4 separate regions of the Homo sapiens genome follow, and all the other regions are linked to region 2. The links are chromatin loops, found by intact Hi-C in ENCODE. Cell type or tissue: B cell. All regions are shown on one strand.

What was found. Hi-C counts contacts between places; a loop is a spot of excess contacts. Peaks named below come from ENCODE experiments on the same cell type or tissue, not always from the same donor. Only the 100,000 strongest peaks of a DNase experiment are listed, where the experiment ranks them.
Region 1: a loop joins it to region 2, with 13 times the contacts of the local background. A loop is called at or near these places in 3 of 110 quality-filtered maps.
Region 3: a loop joins it to region 2, with 4 times the contacts of the local background. A loop is called at or near these places in 4 of 110 quality-filtered maps.
Region 4: a loop joins it to region 2, with 4 times the contacts of the local background. A loop is called at or near these places in 11 of 110 quality-filtered maps.

The regions. Positions count from the first base shown.
Region 1 is chr6:26,327,348-26,332,347 of GRCh38, forward strand. It overlaps TRS-AGA2-1 (tRNA-Ser (anticodon AGA) 2-1), which reads left to right and starts at 242; the gene lies at 242-323. It overlaps TRR-ACG1-1 (tRNA-Arg (anticodon ACG) 1-1), which reads left to right and starts at 793; the gene lies at 793-865. TRX-CAT1-4 (tRNA-iMet (anticodon CAT) 1-4) reads right to left here and starts at 3,025; the gene lies at 2,954-3,025. It overlaps TRW-CCA3-2 (tRNA-Trp (anticodon CCA) 3-2), which reads right to left and starts at 4,168; the gene lies at 4,097-4,168. It also overlaps LOC101928743 and LOC124901288. RefSeq lists a silencer at 4,525-4,706. In B cell, no CTCF peak of the experiment used is centred here; DNase peaks (open chromatin) are centred at 234, 804, 3,004, 4,424 and 5 weaker places; H3K27me3 peaks cover 3,274 bases.
Region 2 is chr6:27,666,919-27,671,918 of GRCh38, forward strand. It overlaps TRI-AAT8-1 (tRNA-Ile (anticodon AAT) 8-1), which reads left to right and starts at 1,665; the gene lies at 1,665-1,738. It overlaps TRR-ACG2-4 (tRNA-Arg (anticodon ACG) 2-4), which reads right to left and starts at 3,719; the gene lies at 3,647-3,719. LOC124901292 (a long non-coding RNA gene) reads right to left here and starts at 1,655. Exons shown (of 2, transcript XR_007059535.1): 1 at 1,430-1,655; 2 at 54-1,210. RefSeq lists a cis regulatory region at 1,523-2,041 and silencers at 1,601-1,883, 1,630-1,819, 2,852-3,146, 2,980-3,029. In B cell, no CTCF peak of the experiment used is centred here; DNase peaks (open chromatin) are centred at 1,063, 1,773, 2,173, 2,833 and 4 weaker places; H3K27me3 peaks cover 4,871 bases.
Region 3 is chr6:27,236,194-27,241,193 of GRCh38, forward strand. TRI-AAT5-3 (tRNA-Ile (anticodon AAT) 5-3) reads right to left here and starts at 1,451; the gene lies at 1,378-1,451. RefSeq lists enhancers at 1,148-1,227, 2,064-2,564, 2,228-2,517. In B cell, no CTCF peak of the experiment used is centred here; DNase peaks (open chromatin) are centred at 1,408, 2,228 and 2,578; H3K27me3 peaks cover 3,522 bases.
Region 4 is chr6:27,550,509-27,555,508 of GRCh38, forward strand. TRS-AGA4-1 (tRNA-Ser (anticodon AGA) 4-1) reads right to left here and starts at 2,986; the gene lies at 2,905-2,986. In B cell, no CTCF peak of the experiment used is centred here; DNase peaks (open chromatin) are centred at 2,873 and 2,957; H3K27me3 peaks cover 3,032 bases.

The DNA.
Region 1 (5,000 bases), 1.3 Mb before region 2:
TTACTAGGCAAAAATATGAGAATTGTAAAAGTTGTTGAAACATATTCCTGATTTGCATTATAAAAAAGACCCAAAGAACATTCTTAGCGTATCATGTATGTGCCTGAATTTGAAGTTTGTTGATTGCTTCCAAGTTTTATTCTTAAGATACGAATTCAGCTATTATTAAATCCCTAATAAAAGGAGTACAATATGTGATGTATGGAAACATGTAAGACATTTAATAAGGTTTTTGGTATCTGTAGTCGTGGCCGAGTGGTTAAGGCGATGGACTAGAAATCCATTGGGGTCTCCCCGCGCAGGTTCGAATCCTGCCGACTACGGCAGTGGGTTTTTGCATCTTCAAGCAGGTTTCATCCGACCGATCGATATTTCACGTGTAAAAAGGCTTTCGATCTTTTACAAGTTAACATCAAAATGGATTTCTTGGGGATTCAGGGCAGGACAATTTCAATTTATGTCTCAGAGGTCCTCAAAATGGATTTCTCATTGCCCAAAGTAAACCTTATCTCTGATCTTTTACAAGTTACATCATAATGGATATTTCATTGTTCAGGAAGGAATCATTGTGCACAAGGATGGATTTCTCATTACCCACGAAGGAATCATACTTCATGAGTAAAACAAGTCAAAGGAACAAATAAAACTATATTTTGTTTTAATTGGAGGGTTTTGGGTTCAAAATCCTTATGATCAGAAAGAAATAAAATTTCATATATTCATGTATAGGAGGACGCGGTAATCCCAAAACGTTTTTTTCTATAGGTATAACGCCTGTCTTCGTTCGTCAGAGGGCCAGTGGCGCAATGGATAACGCGTCTGACTACGGATCAGAAGATTCCAGGTTCGACTCCTGGCTGGCTCGTTCGACTTTAGTGGAAACTTTGAGGTTTACATAAATGCCCCTTCCCTGGGCACTCATATACATTTTATGTATTTTATCATTTTAATTTTTAAAAGAATTACACAAGATGACAAAAATTTTTATAATATAGACTCCAGCTTCAGTTCACTATTGTTTTACATACATAAGAGTTTTTTTTTTTTAAATCACATCACTAAATTGATAAGTTTCAGAACTGACCAATTTTCACATTGCTTGATAAAACTTAATACAGGGGAATTTTTTTTTCTTTTTTTGAGATGTATCACTGTGTCGCCCAGGCTGCAGAGCAGTGGCGCGATCTCAGCTCACCGCAACCTCTGCTTCCTGAGTTCAAGCGATTCTCCTAGCCTCAGCCTCCAGAGTAGCTGGGATTACAGGCATGTGCCACGACACCCAGCTAATTATTTTTGTATTTTTAATAGAGAGGAGGTTTCGCCATGTTGGCCAGGCTGGTCTGGAACTCCTGATCTCAAGTGATCAGCCCGCCTCGCCCTCCCAAAGTGCTAGATTACAGGCGTGAGCCACCACGTCCGTTTGGGAAAACCTTGTGTCATTCTGTGAGAGTTACGATTGAGAATTCACAAACAGAAAATTTCTAGATAGCAAACAATTTTGGTTTCTTTTCTATCCTTTTCGCATACTCATAATTTCAAGAATCACTTGAAACAAAAATCAAGTCTCTTCTCTGCTCCCTGTCCTCTAGCAATTTTTAAAGTTATTGAAACATATTCCTGATTTGCATTATAGAAAACACCCAAAGAACATTCTCAGCTTACCACATATGCGCCTGAACTTGAAGTTTGTTGATTCCTTCTAAGTTTTGTTGGCAGGACGTGAACTCAGCTATTAAATTCCTGGTAAAGCGAGAGGTACAATATGTGACATATAATAACATGTACGACGTTTAAGAAAACTTTTGGCACCTATAGTCGTGGCTGAGTGGTTAAGCCTACTTTTTAAACATTTAAATAGCTTATTTTAAAATTATTTACCTACATATCTCTAAATAATATGTTTGTATGGACCTTCTGTTGACTTTATATAAGAGGAGTAACTGGTTCACTTTCTTCTTCACACCCCAGGACCCCCGACACACACATGCTCCCTTTCTAAGTCTTCTCATATGGTTATAGCACAATACATGATACTTTAATATTTGTAGCTTAAAATATGACAACTTTATAAACATAATTCAACAAGTGGGCAAAGAAATACATTGTTAAGTTTTCCTTTCCTTGCAATTTTTATTTTTCCCCGGCATTAGTACATAACTGTCTTTTCTTGTTGTTTTACTGCTTAAGCTTCTAGACACTTTTCATTAATTCAACCCCAAGCATTTCGTCAGTTGTCTAAACATTTCTCCAAAAGTTCAAAAGCTTTGCACAGTCTGTAGATTTCATCCTACTTTAAACATGTCTCCTTATGCATCTGTATTAGTTTGAGTAAACAGAAAAATAAGAACAGGAAAAAAAGTGTCACCTACAGCCTGCTCAAATCTGGACATGTTACTATATGTCACATATGGTACCTCTCATTTTACTAGGGATTTAATAATACTAGGTGAGTTCATGTCCTACTAATAAAACTCGGAAGGAATAGCTGAAATAACTTTTGAAGTTTGCTGTAAATATTAGTGTTTGTAATTATGCAGAACGGCGGTTTAGAGTTTTATCTTTGCTCTACCATTTACTAGCTGCATGACTTTGGGCAAGTTAGTTAACCTCTGCAAACCCCAACTTGCAGACAAACCCCAATTTGTCTCATTTGTAAAGTAAGAGTAATAGCAAGTATTTACTTCGTAGAATTGCGAGGAATAAATGATTCAGAACTTGGAATAGTGCATGGTATCTATTAACTGTTCAAACAATCAAAGCTAAAACTACTGCTTTTGTTATTTTTAATCTAATTAGGATAGTAATGTATTGCAACCAGAGATATAGATCTCTGAGAGAGGTGCAAATCAAAATAAGTTCCCTTACGGTGTCCATGACAATTATACCAATTTCCTCCTCCTATGAGGTAGATCTATTTTTGGAAGGGGGAAAAACAAATCCACAAAACGCTCCCTAGCAGAGGATGGTTTCGATCCATCGACCTCTGGGTTATGGGCCCAGCACGCTTCCGCTGCGCCACTCTGCTACGCGAGTCACAGGTCCCAGAGTTAATAGTCACCTTTTTTCTAGCGTGTCAAGTTTCCAAATCTCAAAATTATGTCTTCTCTCTTTTTTTTTTTTCCAGAGCAGTAATCTGTTCGTAATATGGCCATAGGCTTAGACTACTACTAAGAAAAGAGTTAATAAGAAATAGGAAAAAGGTTATTTTAGGTACACTTCTCCGATGTAATGTTTGTCACTGTGTATTGTGTGAATGTGTACAGTAAATACATAAGAGAAAATCTGCTAATATTTCAAATGTCATGTTTTAAAGTCATTGTAAGTTATAAAAATTTAAACACTTCTGAAGAAATAAACGTACTTTTCCTTTTTTCCATGTTGTAATTTGCTAATTCATAATCTGTAGGGGGTCTTGAGCCACATGTGGGGAAAAAAACGGCACATTCATGCACATTTTCAGATAATACTATAAGGGGGTTCACGGAATAGCTAGCCTTCTCTGATGTAATGGTTCATTCCCTGTATGAATTTGAGAAAGTAACTGCATTCAGGTTTTCTGCCTCTGGAAATCAAGTGACTTCTTCCGTGATTTGCAGGGAGGGTTGAGGAAATCGCAGAGATCCAGGGAAGTTCAATGGAATCGCTTTAGCCTGGAACAGCTGATCCAAATATGAAGCAGGTAAGCTTAGGTCATCCACTCAAACCAGACTACGTCTCTGCGAAGATCTGCTAAGCTTCTGAAGGTTGGAGAGACAGACATGGATGAAAAGATAAGGCCGCGGGCGTGGGAGTGAGTATGGAGAGAAGTCCAGGAGGGTTTAACAATAGGGATGAGTTGCTGAAGAGTATAATTCAGAATGTTTGCAATAAAAGAGTGAAAACGTCTCTATAAACCCGGAAATAAGCCCCAAAATACCATAACATATTCCTGTATATATCTTCCTACTAAAAAAAGAGAAGGGGGTAGTTTTGAGGAGGCTAAAGTAACTGAGTATACAAGTGCCTAAGAGAAGCAGGAAAAGCAACTTTTTTCCCCCTGTAATATGTAATGTACTCCCCGCCATACAGTTATCTGAGCCAGCGAGCTAAAAACTGTTGACCCCGACGTGATTTGAACACGCAACCTTCTGATCTGGAGTCAGACGCGCTACCGTTGCGCCACGAGGTCTCCGGGACACCTACGTTTTATTTACCTGTCAATCTGATTCATGAAAATAATTTCGGTACTGGTGAAGACCAGGCAGCTATTAACAGATACAAAATAGTGCCTAGCTGCTTCCCTCTCGGTAAAATTGCTGTCCGCCCAATCACTGATTTTCTCTGCCTCTGAATTGCTTCATTTTCACCTGTTCTTGTTTATATTTCATTCCGTTTCTTACCTAGTTTTCCCTGTATATTCCAAATATAGACGTCTTGGGAGTTTCGTTGTTTTTATCTTTATAGAAATACATTCTGTTGAAGGTCAGTCGCTTTGGAATGGGGTTGTAGAGAGGAGGTAGCGAAGAGGGAATAATGAGGATCCTTCCTCTCCCAACTCCTCATTAAGGAACTCTGATCAAGGTGAGTTTTAAATTCGTTTCCAAAGTTCACTGCAGGTCACAACCAGTGTTTCCGTTAACGAATTCACGCGGGGGCTGGCAGGTTGTTTGTGCTGCATCTTTTCTGAGAGATAACGGCGCCTCCCTGTAGCCTCCGTTCTCAGCTGATGAGAGAGTTGATTTCACACCCCGATAATTCTTCAAAATCAGATCGCTGGACCTGAAACTGACCCTAAAAAGAACAAGAAATCCTGTCATCAGGAGTAAGTGGGTTATTCTGGCACTGTGCTTTGTTTGGCTGGTTAAAGAACCTGCCTTGGGTAACCAGAGATCGGAGTTTTCTAAAGTCAGCGGGGTTTGTCTGGGGACCCCGAATTTACATACAGACGATCTCCGCAAATAGTGCAGGGGCCGCTTTGAACTCTTAGGAAAAGATATTCCAAAAAGTGGTCCACTGCTATA
Region 2 (5,000 bases):
AAGTAAAGAATAATACGGTTTTTGGATCCGGGAAACACAATTGAAGGTGGGGGTGGGGTAGAAGAACAGATTTTAATCTTAGGTGTTACTAGCAAAAAATGTGATTTCTCTAGTCCCAGGTGCAGATTTTCTTCAATAGTATTTGGTTTTCGTTACAAAAGAAAGAGCAAGTACCCAGGCTGGTGCTGTTAGAGTCAGGACAGCATGAAGAGCTCTGCCTACCAACAAGCCTCAGGACAGAGTACAGGAATGTTAGAAGATTAGCTCCCATTTATCTGAAGGAGAAAAAAGGGTAATCCTTCCGGTGTTGATGTCATATATGACAAGTTCATTCCCTTGGTATGGCTTTACATGTGAACTTCGGAGGTATATAAACACCAGTCAGAATGTGCAAGAGGGATCCTCAAAAGCCAGAATGTAATTCCTTGCGACCGGTGAAGAGGATGTGTTACTGCAGGAACTGTATCAGAGAGTTTACTTTCAGGTGATTTTTGAGCAAGTAGAAGCCTCAGTTCTTGACACCTAGGATAAAACCTCTTGAGGACTAGAAGAATGAAAAACATCGAAGCTCCTGGTGGTACTTCGGTCTTTAACCGTTGAATACATTAAGAGTAACACTGGAATTCCAACACTTCCTCGCGCCAGCGTCAGTTTTAGAATCAACAAAATCGTTACTTGCTGATTCATTTAACTGCTAATATATTCGTTAAAAGTTTATTAGGCGTCAGTGATCTTGAAAGTTCCAAAAACACGAAGGAAACCCCAGGCACATGTAGAGAGATAGTTCCTGACGCTGCAGGAGGTTTCTTTCAACTTGTCTCCAGGTGATGAAACCAGTAGCCTGACCAAGGATGAAAGAGCGTATCTCACTTATTCTGGCCTCTCCAACTCGGGCTGAAATCCTTCGGTTCCCAAGTTAGAATTTGAGTGACACACAGCAAGTGCTGTTAAATGAGACTTAATACCTAGCGGGGTGCCACCACAACCTTGCCCTTCTGCAAACCTCTGTAGCCCTTTTCTACCACCCTCAAAAAACATACCAGATTTACTATGTAATTCCGGTACTGCTGGGCTACCTCAGTTTCCACCCCTGAATATCTTCGCCGATTACATCAGTGCTTATGTTTGTGACTTCAGAGACACTGAGAAGGCGCGGCTCTTTCCCTCAACCCCATTCGCCTTCCTTTCGGCGGCGTTGTCTTGAACCAACCTGAAAATAATAAGTCCTTAAGTTACAAGTCACTAAAGGGAAGTTTGCAACTTGCGATCCAGTACACTGACATGACTCTAAAAAGAGAAGGCTGCCGACTCTGGGCGTACTGCCTTTGAATTAGCCATACTCCGCAAGGAGCAGTGCCGTTCAAAAAAAAAAATTTGTTGTCTAACAACAACAAAAATAAAATAAAAAGAGGAGGTTCCCTTCACTCACCATTGAAAATCCTATTACAGCGCTTTTTCCACATCCTCTGTCAAAAATTTCTCCGTGAATTTTCTAGTCTGGCTCAGAGTTAAAATAGTTTGGACTTCCTTGCTAAAGTCTGTAAATATAGTCTCAAAGGTCTCTTGAAAGGAGTAAGAAAGAAAAAAGTTCTGTTTTATTTAGAAAAACAAAAATATCAACGAATTTATATATGGTTTCCTTTAAAACAGCAGCGCATTCGTGTGGCCGGTTAGCTCAGTCGGCTAGAGCGTGGTGCTAATAACGCCAAGGTCGCGGGTTCGATCCCCGTACGGGCCACTGGATGCCATAGTGGGGCCCTTCACTTACCTGAAGGGAGGCCTTTTAATTTAAGCCTGTCGAATCACAGGTGCTCCGAATCGAATCCCAGGTGCTCTGAATCCGAAATTAAGACGCCCTCTTATTCGTCAAGCGAGAAGGCTATTTACGTTCGTTTCCCTTTATTGTGAAAAATGAAAAGAACAGGCCGGGCACGGTGGCTCGAATCTGTAATCCCAGCACTTTGGGGGGCCGAGGCGGGGTGATCATTTGAGGTCGGGAATTGGAGACCAGCCTGACCAATATGGTGAAACCCCGTCTCTATTAAAAATACAAAATAAGCTGGGCTCATGCCTGTAATCCCAGCTACTAGGGAGGCTGAGGCAGGAGAATCACTTGAGCCCGGGAGGCGGAGGTTGCGGTGAGCTGAGGCCGTGCCATAGTACCCCAGCCTGGGCCTGGGCAACAAGAGCGAAACTCCGTCTCAAAACAAACAAAGAACAACAAAAAAGATGCAAGCATTAGGAAGAATGTACTGAAGAAAATTGGGTTGGAGTAGTGCGGCAGCTAGGTGGGTGTGTTTTAGGGAATGGGGAATTAAGAAGAGATATGACATTTGCCTGTTTAGTTTTTAGTGAAACGTTAGGAAGCAATATATACTTTTTTCTATTTTTTTCATTCTCAATATTGAAAGGGAGACAATATTATTTTGACGCTTTAAACGAGTTTCGATAGGGAAAGGAAAGCAGGCTCAGCGTGGCCAGTGACTTGGTGAGAGTGTGATACTAATAGCAGCAAGATACGAGGTTTTGTTCCTCGCAATGGCTGTGCTTCATTCTTTTTTTCTGATCCCAGGCAGTTTCCAAGGCAAATAAATGCCCACACCACGTGAGGCTGCCACTGGCTTTCACGGAAAATTTCTCCCCTTTAGCTTAAAGAGTATATAAGTGAATGCGGTGTTTTAAGAATCGCCAGTTCTCCGTTCAACTTGGCCACAGCCCAACACATTTGGACTACCAGGTTTGTGGTTTCATTCGTTTACCCGCAGTGCCCCTGACAGCGCATACTGGTAAGTGACTAAAGTAAACTCACCTGAGATGCAGAGCGAAGATCCAAGCTACACGTTCGGAAACCGAGCCACATATTAAGATGCTCTTTTGGTTTAGTTTGAGGAATTTTCCCCCGCTTGACTGTGGTTGCCTCCCAGCCTCTCTCTCCTCCACCATCTTCCTGGTCGCTGAGAAAGGAGGTCCTTCTGTTCAGACACCGCCCCAAAGCTGCCACCTTCCACACTCATCTTCTTCTGGGATATCTGTCTATCTGTCTGTCTGTCTGTCTGTCTATCTCTGTCCCTGCCGATTCTCCTGTCTTCTATTTCTCTAGGATCTCAGGGCGGAGGAAAAGTGGTGGGAACCTGGGAGGCAGAGAAGAGGCCCGTGGCGGGAGTGGTGGATTGGGGCGATGTTGAGGCTGAGGTGGGTCCACCGACTTCAGGGTTGAGCTCTGTGTAGGGGGCCCAGCTGATGCAAGGAGCAGCTTGCATCCTGCATCCCCACAGCCCTGCCTTTATGATTCAACGTTTCTTCAGATGTCCCCTTTCTTTTTGACAACAGTCATGCCCAGGGAAAGAGCTGTGCCTCAGAGACGCCAGGAATGTGGACTTCTCCCAATGGAAAAAAATACCGATGAAGAAGATATACGTGAAAAAACATTTTTTTAAAGCTTCTTTGATTTTTAAGCTTTCTAATGGTCTTTTTCTCCTTTCTCCTTTCTCCAGTTGAGAATGAGATGAAAGGTAGAAACAAAATCCTGTAAGTTGGCTCTTTCGACGCTTGTCTCTTTCACGTTCAAGTAACAGCACCACTCTGGAAAAGGACATTCACAGGATTGTTAATACGGCTTTGAAGAAGGAAAAAGTGAGAGCACAAGCGAGCCAGCCAGGAGTCGAACCTAGAATCTTCTGATCCGTAGTCAGACGCGTTATCCATTGCGCCACTGGCCCCTGCCTGTAACGCTGTCTTAACTGTTACTCTTTTCATAATTATATTGTATTATACTATTGGGGCCAGAAAAAAAAAAGATTGTTTCTTTATTTAGGTAGGGATTAAAACCCCAAACCACACTGATTCAAGGAAAGCATGTTTTCTTTTGTGGTTTGTTGGCATAATAGACATTCACATAAAGTGTCTTTATTGAAAATAATGACCATTTTTCATCTTTGAAACATTATATATGAGCTAAGATGAATGTCTTTCCTTCAAAGCAATATTGGTGTTTCTATCTTCTCTTTCATGTGTGTGCCTACTTTTTAGCTTTTTGTTACTTATTTTTCAGGCCAATCAGCTGCTTTTACCTGAATTTGATTTTTTTTTTTTTTTTTTTTTTTTTTGAGTCGGAGTTTCGCTCTTGTTGCCCAGGCTGGAGTGCAGCGGCGCGATCTCGGCTCACTGCAACCACCGCCTCCTGGGTTCAAGTGATTCTCATGCCTCAGCCTCCCAAGTAGCTGGGATTACAGGCATGTGCCTCCATGCACGGCTAATTTTGTATTTTTAGTAAAGACGGGGTTTCTCCGTGTTGGTCAGGCTGATCTCGAACTTCCTACTTCAGGTGACTCGCCCGCCTCGGCCTCCCGAAGTGCTGGGATTACAGGCGTGAGCCACCGTGTCTGGCCTGAATTTCATTTTTAATATACTTACATTGGGCACTAATGATGTATGTGGATCAGTAATGAGCAATATGTATTATTTTAAATTTAGATATTGCCAAAAGTAAAGTGCTTTGTAATACATTTCTGGAAGTATTAATCATAGTTTTTCCCTCTTCTCGTCCAAAAGGAAAAAACAAGTACCCACTCACTAGGGAGAAGTTTATTGTAAAATGGTATTACAACTCAAAGTAGCAGATGAAGACACTCAAATTTAACGAGGAGTCAAGAATTCGGGAAAGTACACATTTTTCAGAATCACATTTGACATAGAAACTTAGAAAAAGGAACTTTACTTGCATAGCTGTTCAAAGTAAGCAAAATAGTGGAAAATGAAGAAGTGCTTATAAGGAGACGAAGTTTCGTATGGGTTTAAGAAGGTGGTCAGAAGCCAAAATATATCCTCTTTGTGCCTCTGTTTCCTCGTTTATACAAAACGCTTTGAAGAGCAACTAATGCATATGACGGATTGTTATCATCCTAATTTTTTTGGCTCCCACCAGCTGTGAGATCAGGACAAATACAAAGTAAAGATTGCTGCCTGAGAATGCTTTAAGAAAGCTGTCATACTAGTAATCT
Region 3 (5,000 bases), 430 kb before region 2:
CTCCCTAGTAGCTGGGATTACAGGCATGCGCCACCACGCCCGGCTATTTTGTATTTTTAGTAGAGGCGAGGTTTCTCCATGTTGGTCAGGCTGGTCTTGAACTCCCTACCTCAGGTGATCCGCCCACCTCGGCCTTCCAAAGTGCTGGGATTACAGGCGTGAGCCACCGCGTCCGGCCCAGAACTGGTTTTCAATCAGTTCAATCTGTCAGTAACAATCGCTTCTGTGAACACACTTTTGAAAACCAATCAGTGTCTGCTCCTGGCTTCGGAAAGTGAGCTGATCAGGGATGGACTCACTCCAATAAACATACCTATGAGTGCCGACCAAACAATGGCAGTCTCTGACAAGTAACCATGCTCCCATAGATTATATCAACCTAATGAAAAAAAGATCAGCCATCTGTTCTGTTTTCAGGGACTGTGTTTTACAATATAGCTCTCCCTCGAATGAGCTTTGATTTTGTCTTTTTAAAGTATTGAGCGGTGGTTTCGTCATCCTTTGAAAATGACCCTTTGTCAGATCTGAAATGTCTAAGTTTCGTTTCTTGCTGGGATTATTTTTACCATTTATTTTTCACATCTGTAATTCTGTGTATTCTATAAAATGATATAATCTTTACAACCACTTTGTTTTGCTGTAAATGTAGACCTTGGCAGGCTTTTGCTCCTTTATATATGTTTATCAGTCAGACTGGGCAAACAAAATCCCAATGTTTGAAAACACACTCTAATGGCGAGTCTTCAACAGTCACTCCACAAATATTTACCGAATGCCTACTCTGTCTTCAGAGCCATTCTGAGACCTGGTGATCTGGAAGAAAAAAGAAAAAAATTATGTCCTCAAAGACGAAAATTCTGATGAGAACAGACTGAGAATTTAATATGAAAAAAAGGAAAGCAAAATATGTATGCATTGTTTCCCATTGTGATTATCTTAATAAAAAATATCAATTTCAACAGTGTCCAAAGATAGCTCCAGGGGTGAGCAGACCATCAGGTAGAGGAAGCACGTGACAGGCACAAGCAGACTCCATAGGCTGGATCCTGAGAAAGGGACCAAAAAAACATGGAGTTCGGATGGACAGCGGGCATCAGACACACATCCAACCCCAGTGCTACCCCCCTCTCTAACACCCTCATTTTCTTCACTAAAATTTCTGTCTTAGGGCGTCATGTCACTTGTTCCATAAGATTTTCTTTTTTCTTTCCCAAGCTCCTTTAGAGGAGTGCAAGACTGAAATGGGTAGGTGTGACTGCTGAAGAAGAAATGGCATCATTTAATTCCGACTTTAAATTGAAGAAGCTGTTATTTCCGATGTATAGCTGGATGTGAAGTGACTGCGGCAAAATCGGAGAGAGAAGGTGAGAACCCTCGTGGCCCGTACGGGGATCGAACCCGCGACCTTGGCGTTATTAGCACCACGCTCTAACCAACTGAGCTAACCGGCCACCCGGAAAACAGTTGTTCTTTCAATTTTAAAAAAGCAAAATGTTTGTTGTTTTTGTGTTTCTTTAACACTAAAGGAAATTCTTTTCCTCTCCTCAAAGGGATGTCTTTTAAAATAATTTTAATTGCGACTACGTAATATTGTTTCTTCAAACTTCTGTTGGTGTTTTGCATTTTCCCTTCCTGCACTCCCGCAGGGAAGAAGGAAAACAAAAACAAAAACAAGGACAAGGCCAAAAACTCTACCTCCAGCAGAAAGGAACTTCGCCTCTCCCGTGGGAAATGAGATTTTCTCAAACTCACCTATTCCGCCCGGAGAAAATACTACAGAGAACCATTCACGAGAGGGGCTTCCTTCCTTTTGACCTTGGGAGGGGTCCAGAGACCCGGGGGACGATCTGGGAGCAGAAGCTGGTCGTTCTGAGTTTTCCATCCAAATGGTTTGCTTATGAAATTGACTCACCACGCGGAATGGCTGGTGGATTTGGATCGCGGCATGAGGAATCCGCTCCATAATGGAAGGAAGAAAATCTCCGGCAGCTATGCCTCGCGGGTTCATAAGGACTGGAGAGTTACTCCTTCTCTCTGGCCCCCTCAAAACGCCCGGTGGTATGTCTGTTGCTCCACTACGCGTTATTATAATTAACTGCTTGTGTTACTCTTTGTGCTGTCTTGCTCTTCATTCTCCTGGTACCTCGGGTGCCCGCACAGCATGGTAAGCTGCTCAATAGTTCAATGAATGGGGAAAAGGTGTGCAGAGGTCATTTCTGCTGATTATCAAGACTTCAATTCTTCGAAGTGGAGCACGAGGATCCTCTAGGCGGCAGGCAAATGTCATCAGGAGTCTCAACGTCTTCCCCCCAAAAAACAATATTTTCAACAGAAATCAATTTACCTCCTCATTGGTGGTGGAATGGGAAGATGGTGGAGAAAGCTGTCCTTTAATAACAGCTCGGAGGTCTCCGTTCTCCAACAAAGGACTTTGTGCATACCTTTTCTCTCCCAGTTCCCGCCGCTATGGCTGTTGGAAGACTAAGGACTTCCACTCAGCCGGGCTTCGGCGCCTCTTCCTGTCCGGGCGCGGCTACGGTTCCTGGTACACATTCGCTGCGCCTCGGGCAGCCTAAGGGTGCTCAAGTTCAACAAGGTCAGCACCCAGTTCTTTTCAGACAGGGAACACACTGGCGATGCAAACAGGGTTGAGCTGGTTCAGGTATGCATGTGTTGAAATAGACAAGTCTGCGTCCTAGAGCCCTAGCAACGATCCCGAACAGGCAGCTCTTTTTCCTGGACGATTTCCCAGGAATTAAGTCTGGCTCAGCTCTAGTTTGGTGTCCGGCTCTAGTTTGGTGCCCAGCAAATAAATTTCGAGAGGAAAGAGGAATTCAGACCATTTCTGGAGTGACAATGGTATCCACGAGCGAGTGCTCTAAATTTTCGGGCCACTTGGAGGTTTCTCGGATTTCTATTTTGAGGACAAAGACGATAACGCTAGCCTCCATGACCCTGCTGAATATCTAGGAAAACCCAAGAATTCGAGGGAGGCCGTGTTGTAATATCTGGTCTGAGTGGCCCTCTTTGGATTTGGAGGCTGTTTCCAATAGACACAAGATAAAAACTGAAGATTTAACAGAGCTTAGTCGTTAGCCAAGTTGGGCCCTTAGGCTTCAAAATATTGTTACCCACCGTCCTCCCCAATTTTTTAAAACTATGTCCCCCCATACACATTTTTGACAAATTAATATGTATCTTAAGATTAAGCAGATGTTTTTCTTTGTATTATAATTATTGACATTTTTAAAAATTAAAGTGTTGCATCATTCTTGAATACGTTGAAGATCATAAATTTTGAATAATGTAATAGTTTTATGCTTAAAATTATTTTAAGTTTTCCATAGCCTACTTACCTGCAACAACAACAAAAATATATATGTACATTACAATCAATTTGGGGGATGGCGCAGGCTTTTTTTTTTTTTTTTTTTTAGACAGAGTCTCGCTCTGTCGTCCAGGCTGGAGTCCAATGACGCGATCTCAGCCCACTGCAACCTCTGCCTCCCGGGTTCAAGCGATTCTCCTGCCTCAGCCTCCTGAGTAGTTGGGATTAAAGGTGCGCGCCACCATGCCCGACTAATTTTTGTATTTTTAATAGAGACAGGGTTTCACCATGTTGGTCAGGTTGGTCTCGAACTCCTGACCTCGTGATCCACCCGCCTCAGCCTCCCAAAGTGCTGGGATTACAGGCGTGAGCCACTGCGCCTGGCCGGCTTTCATTTTTATGAGTTCCTCTGCATTGAATTATCATTAAAATTATTACTTATATACAATCAAGCATAACAATAAAAATATTATGAATTTGGAAACTAATCAGTGAGTATAAAGGTGAAAGTAATTGGATATTTATCGAAATTACACAATTGGGCTTTTATAATTAGTTCGTGTAATTGTTGATAAATAAATGTACACATTGCCATGATAAGTCATTTCAATATTAGTTTTATGCCCAATTTATAACTACTGAGAAAATGCATTTTAGTATACAAATAAATGAAAATAGATCAGATTTTGTTACACAAATGTCTCAGAATTATTTAACAGTAAGTTATTTGCCAAAAATCACATAGTAACCCACAATAAATAATTACATTTTACACTCTATGCTAGTTGAGAACTTGACTAGATTCTCCCTTAATTTGTTTAAACCAAATAATTGGAAACTTCCTGACTTGCTAAAGGATAGTTAATTAGCAATTAGAACAATTCAATTACCCGGGAAAGACTCTTCCCACCCAGGTCTTTCCAATCGTCCCTGTGTTGAAGCCCAGAGTGTTTTGCACTTTGAGCTAAAGAACCTTGGTCATACTGAGAAGAGTGAGAGAAACACGGGGTTTTTTTTGTTTGTTTGTTTTTGTTGTTGTTTGTTTTGTTTTTGAATATAAGAAAGGCCATTGAGAAAATGCACACCTTGATATCAGGAGTGTTCTCAGACAGATCAATTTTAGAAAAAAATCTATATGGTGGTTGATGATAGCGCAGTGGTGCCATCTCGGCTCACTGCATCTTCCGCCTCTCGGGTTCAAGCAATTCTCCTGCCTCAACCTCCTGAGTAGCTGGGATTACAGGCGTGCCCTACCACGCCTGGTTAAATTTTTTTTTGTATTTTTTGTAGAGATGAGGTTTCACCATGTTCGTCAGGCTGATCTCGAACTCCTGGCCTTGTGATCCTCCCGCCTCGGCCTCCCAAAGTGCTGGGATTACAGGCGTGAGCCACCGTGCCCGGCCGGATCTTGCACTTTTTAAAATTAGGTCCTCTTGTGTTCCCAAGGGTAAAATTACCCTAATTTGATAACTGCTGCAGTAGACCACTGGACCTCATTCTCTGAAAAGATACTCACCATCTATCATGTCCCACTACTTTGTGGTACCCATACTCCTTAAGGACAGGTATTATTGAGTGTTTAAGTAATTTCAGCATGGCACTTGGTTAATAAGTAGCCAAGGCATATGAAAGTCACCCCGTTATTGCCTTTGGAAATCAGAATTGAAACATG
Region 4 (5,000 bases), 120 kb before region 2:
CTAACTCATCTTGAAAAAGGAAAGCAAAGTTAGCAGACTTACTTTACCAAACAGAAAGATAGAAAGGTAACATAATTTTTAAAAACATGACATTGCCCAAAGATAGACAATACCACGACGTAGAATCCAGTCTTTGAATAAATGGTGAATATCTAAAAGAAAAAAAAAGTGATCAGATAATTATCTACAAGGAAAAAAATTAAATTTACCTCTTTCACATTATCCTCTAAGCCATTTCCAGATTGACTGTAGATCTGAATATAAAAGTAAGCAAACAAAGCTTGTAGAATACAACATCGGGGAATATCTTTATGACTTTGACCCAAGGAAATATTTTCTAGACTTGATGCTAAAAGCGTTAGTCATAAAGGGCAATCCTTCCCGTCTAGATCTTCAAGTCCTTCAGTTCTGAGAATTTTTCTTATATTTCTTGGTAAAATTATCCTCCATTTTTCCTTTGTCTTGCTGGAACTCCCAGTAATGAGATGATATTGAATCTCTGGAATGGGTTGTTCAATTTTCTTTCCACTACTATTTTCCATCTTTGATGTTTTCCTACTGTTTTTGAAGTAGTTCTAAACTGTAACTTCCAAATTTTTCATTAAATGTTTTTCTTTTCCCCTGCTACTTTATTCTTTATTTCTAGGAGATCTTGTTTCATTATCATAAAAAGATAGTACCCCAAGTTACTATTTCCAGGTGAGATGAAGTGTGTTTTACATTTTTTCTCCTATCAAACACAACTATAAGTTATGGGCAGAATGCATGAAATAACTATTTGAAGACTCTGATAATAAAAGAGTAAACAAAAGAGTGTAAGGATGGAAAAAGAACACCAGAATTATCCTATATGTTCTCCCCAAATTGAGTATAGATGTAATGCAATTGCTATCAAAATTCCAGTAGAATTTTTTGGAGATAGAGAAAAGCTGATTCTAAACTTTATATGGATAGATGAAAGAATTAGAATAGCTAAATCAATTTTGAAAAAATGCAGTGAATAATCACATTACCTGATTTTCAGATTTAATACCAACTTCAGTAATCAAGATAGTAAAGTATTGGCAGAAATATAAACATGTAGATCAATTGATCAGAACAGAGATTCCAGAAATAAATTTACACAAATATGGCGAATTGATTTTTGACAAAGGTGCAAATAAAATAAATGAAGAAATTAAAATTGTTCAACAAATAATATTGGGACAATGGGCTATCCATATGCAAAGGAAAGAAAGAAAGGAGAGAAAAGGAGAGAAAGAAAGGAAGGAAAAAAAGTAAGGAAGGCGTGGAAGAAAGAAGTGAAGGAAAAGTGGAAGGAAGAAAGAAAAGATATCCTAACATAAATCTAACAATTTATACAAAAATTAACTAAAAAATTGATCATATATGCAAATGTAAACATAAAACTATAAAACTGTTAAAAGAAAACATAACAGAATATCCACATGACCTTGAGTTGGGTGATGAGTTCTTAGATATGGCACTTTCCAAAAAAGAAAAAAAAATACATTGGACTTAATCAACTTTTAACACATTTGCTCTGCAAAAGAAACTGTTAAGACATTGAAAAAAATAAAGACTGGCAGAAAATATTTGTAAGTCATGTATCTGATAGAGAAATTTTATCTAGAATATATAAAGAATCCTTAAAACTCAGCAATAAGAAAACAACCCAATAAAAATTGGGTAAAGGCATAAACACTTTACCAAACAGAGTATAAGGATGGCAAATAAGCACACAAAAAATGTTTGACATCATTAGCCATTATGAAATGCAACTTTTTTTTTCACAATTGCCCCAAACTGGAAACAAATGTCACACAACACAAATGTCCTTCAATGAGTGGATAAACTGTGGTACATCCGTGCAATGGAATTCTATTCAAGAGCAAAAAGGAATGAAATTTTGATATTTGTAACAACTTGGGAAAATCTTCATTTATTTCTTTTTTTTGAGACGGTGTCTTGCTCTGTAGCCCAGGTTGGAGTGCAGCAGCGCGATTTAGGCTCACTGCAAGCTCCGCCTCCCGGGTTCGCGCCATTTTCCTGGCTCAGCCTTCCGAGTAGCTGGGACTACAGGCGCCCGCCACCACGCCCGGCTAATTTTTTGTATTTTTAGTAGAGACAGGGTTTCATCGTGTTAGCCAGGATGGTCTCGATCTCCTGACCTCGTGATCCGTCCTCCTCGGCCTCCCAAGGTGCTGGGATTACAGGCGTGAGCCACCGCTCCCAGCCAACTTGGGTAAATCTTAAGGCATTATGCTAAGCAAAAGAAGCTGATCTCAAAAAGTTACATACTGTATGATTCCATTTCTACATTTTCCAAAAGGCCAAAATATACAAATGGAAAGAGTATTTATGATTGTCAGCTGCTATGTGTGGGATTAGGATGAGACTATAAAGGAACAGTGCTAGGGAGGCTTATGGACTGATAGAACTGGTGTGTATCCTGATATGGTAATGGGTATGTGTATATACATGTAAGTGCTTTTTAAAAGTCAATTTTACTTAATACTTTTTAAAAATACAGATAGCTCCCATTTGTGGCATAGACTGTACCTTCTCCATGGTTTCTGTGAGAAACACTTTCACCGAGCTCTTGAAAGAGTTTATTTTGAGCAGGGTTTGGAGGAGAGAAAACCCGGTGAGACCCTGGAGCACTGCACGTTGCCAGTGAAGGAGGATTACTGTGGTTACTAGCTTATTTACTTCGGGCAGCTCAGCGACATTTTGACAGCAAACACATACACCGCCAGGGCAGAATTAGAGAGGGGCTAACGATGATATAAGTGCTCCTGTTCGTTCCGCTTTACATTAACCAGAGGGGTGAAAGATGATACAAGTTCTCCTGTATTTTCCGTATTATATTAACCTGACCCCATTTTAGGGTAAAATTTCAAACGTAGTCGGCAGGATTCGAACCTGCGCGGGGAGACCCCAATGGGTTTCTAGTCCATCACCTTAACCACTCGGCCACGACTACAGACATGACAGCATGACTACAGACATGACAGCACAACTACAGACATGACAGAACTTCGGAAGCACTAAGATAAGTGTATCCACCACAGGAGCATCTTTATTTTGAACAAACCGGGTCAATTCAGAAACCAGCTCCCCTGGGGGCAAGTTTGGCTCTGTGCTGGTTGCTGGAGTCCTCGAAACTGAAAACAAATTTACTCACCACGGAGGTGGAGCCCGGCCTTAATCCTAGTTTTAAACCTGGGACCTTTTGCTAGACGATGGGACCTTCTGCTAGAACTTCCAGGAGACCAACCTCTCCTCACTGAATGACACTGTTGCTTAATGGATTTCAGAAAAGGAAATGCTCCCTCAGCTAAGCTGAGGGAGAGAAAAACGATACAGAAAACCTCTGGATCTTCTCACTTGGTGTCCCTAAGCCCCTAAATGTAAACCTAAAATATTTATCTCATTGTGTTTGGGAAATTGTTTTGCAAATGACAACGCGCTCTCACTTTCCAGACGGGTTAAGAAGAAATTTGCAAGTAAAGCCGGCCCGTGAGTTCTTTTCCTGGAAAATCCTAGATCCTAACAGACCCTAGTTACTTTCTAAAAAATTGAACACTTGGTTTAATTTTCTGAACAATGCAATGGTTGATCAAACCAATTTAACCAATAAAGCACATGTCCAGTTCTCCTTTTTACGTTTGTAACTCGCCAGTTCCTTTAGCAGAATGTCCAGATGCTCTATAGAAATGAAATGAAATGAAAAAAACAAAAACAAAAAACCAAAAAACAAAGAACTCTAAATGTGGATGCCAGATCCCAAGATGCATAGATGTACAGATCCCACTTTATGGTCAGAAAAATGTTAATCGACAAAATGAATTTGATGCATCTTGAGAAAGCTAATTGTTTGGTTTTAATATATTATATTTAACCGGAAGTAACAAAGTGCCTTTTACATAGCATTCTATTTAATTCATATATCACGGAGAAAGTTTTTTTCCAGAAAACTGAATCTTTTTCAAAATCAAATAATTTCCTTTTATCTGTACCTAGAGAAAGTTAATTATGTCATGACTGATAAACAGAATAAATGTGGTCATGGAAAGTAAGAATGCATCACACTTACTTTCTATATATAGATGTTTATATCGAACAAGAGCATTACTAATGTGTTTTTTATTGGCCATCTTTGGAAAACGTGCAGTCATTTGCTTTAAAAGATTGTATAATGTATTTTAAATCTTTATTTTCAGCTGGGCGCGGTGGCTCACACCTGTAATCCCAGCACTTTGGGAGGCCGAGGCGGATAGATCACCTGAGGTTAGGAGTTCCAGACCAGCCTGACCAATATGATGAAACCCTGTCTCTACTAAAAATACAAAAATTAGCTGGGCGTGGTGGCATATGCCTGTAATCCCAGCTACTCCGGAGGCTGAGACAGGAGGATTACTTGAACTCGGGAGGCGGAGATTGCAGTGAGCCGAGACTGAGCCATTGCACTCCAGCCACTTCAGCCTGGGCAACTAGAGTAAAATTCCTTCTCAAAAATAAATACATAAATAAATATTTATTTATTTTCTGCCTGTCCCTTTAGGACTATTTTTGGAGCAGGCCTCTGTCATGAGGGTTTCTGAAAAATTATTTGAAAGTCGCAATCTTTTGTTATGAATAAAAAGTTTATAAGAATTTTTAATCAAAATATATATGCAAAATAATGTTTAAAGTTCTATTAAATATTCTCAGGTGAGAAGGACAAAGAAGGCTTCATGAATTCTACAAACCTCTAAATGCTCATTAGAGGTAACATGCTCATTAGAGGAATTATTTCAGTAACTAACAAATTCAAAAAGCATATGATTGTGAAAGTTACTGAACAAGACAGTTGATCAAACCAAGGACTACTTAAGGAAAACATTCAACGACATCAAAGTCCTTGGATCTACATTTCGAGGGTTCATCTTTCTTGTGTCAATATGTGAAATAAATGTCTCTCTTTCTTTCTCTCTCTTTTTCTTTTCTTTCTTTTT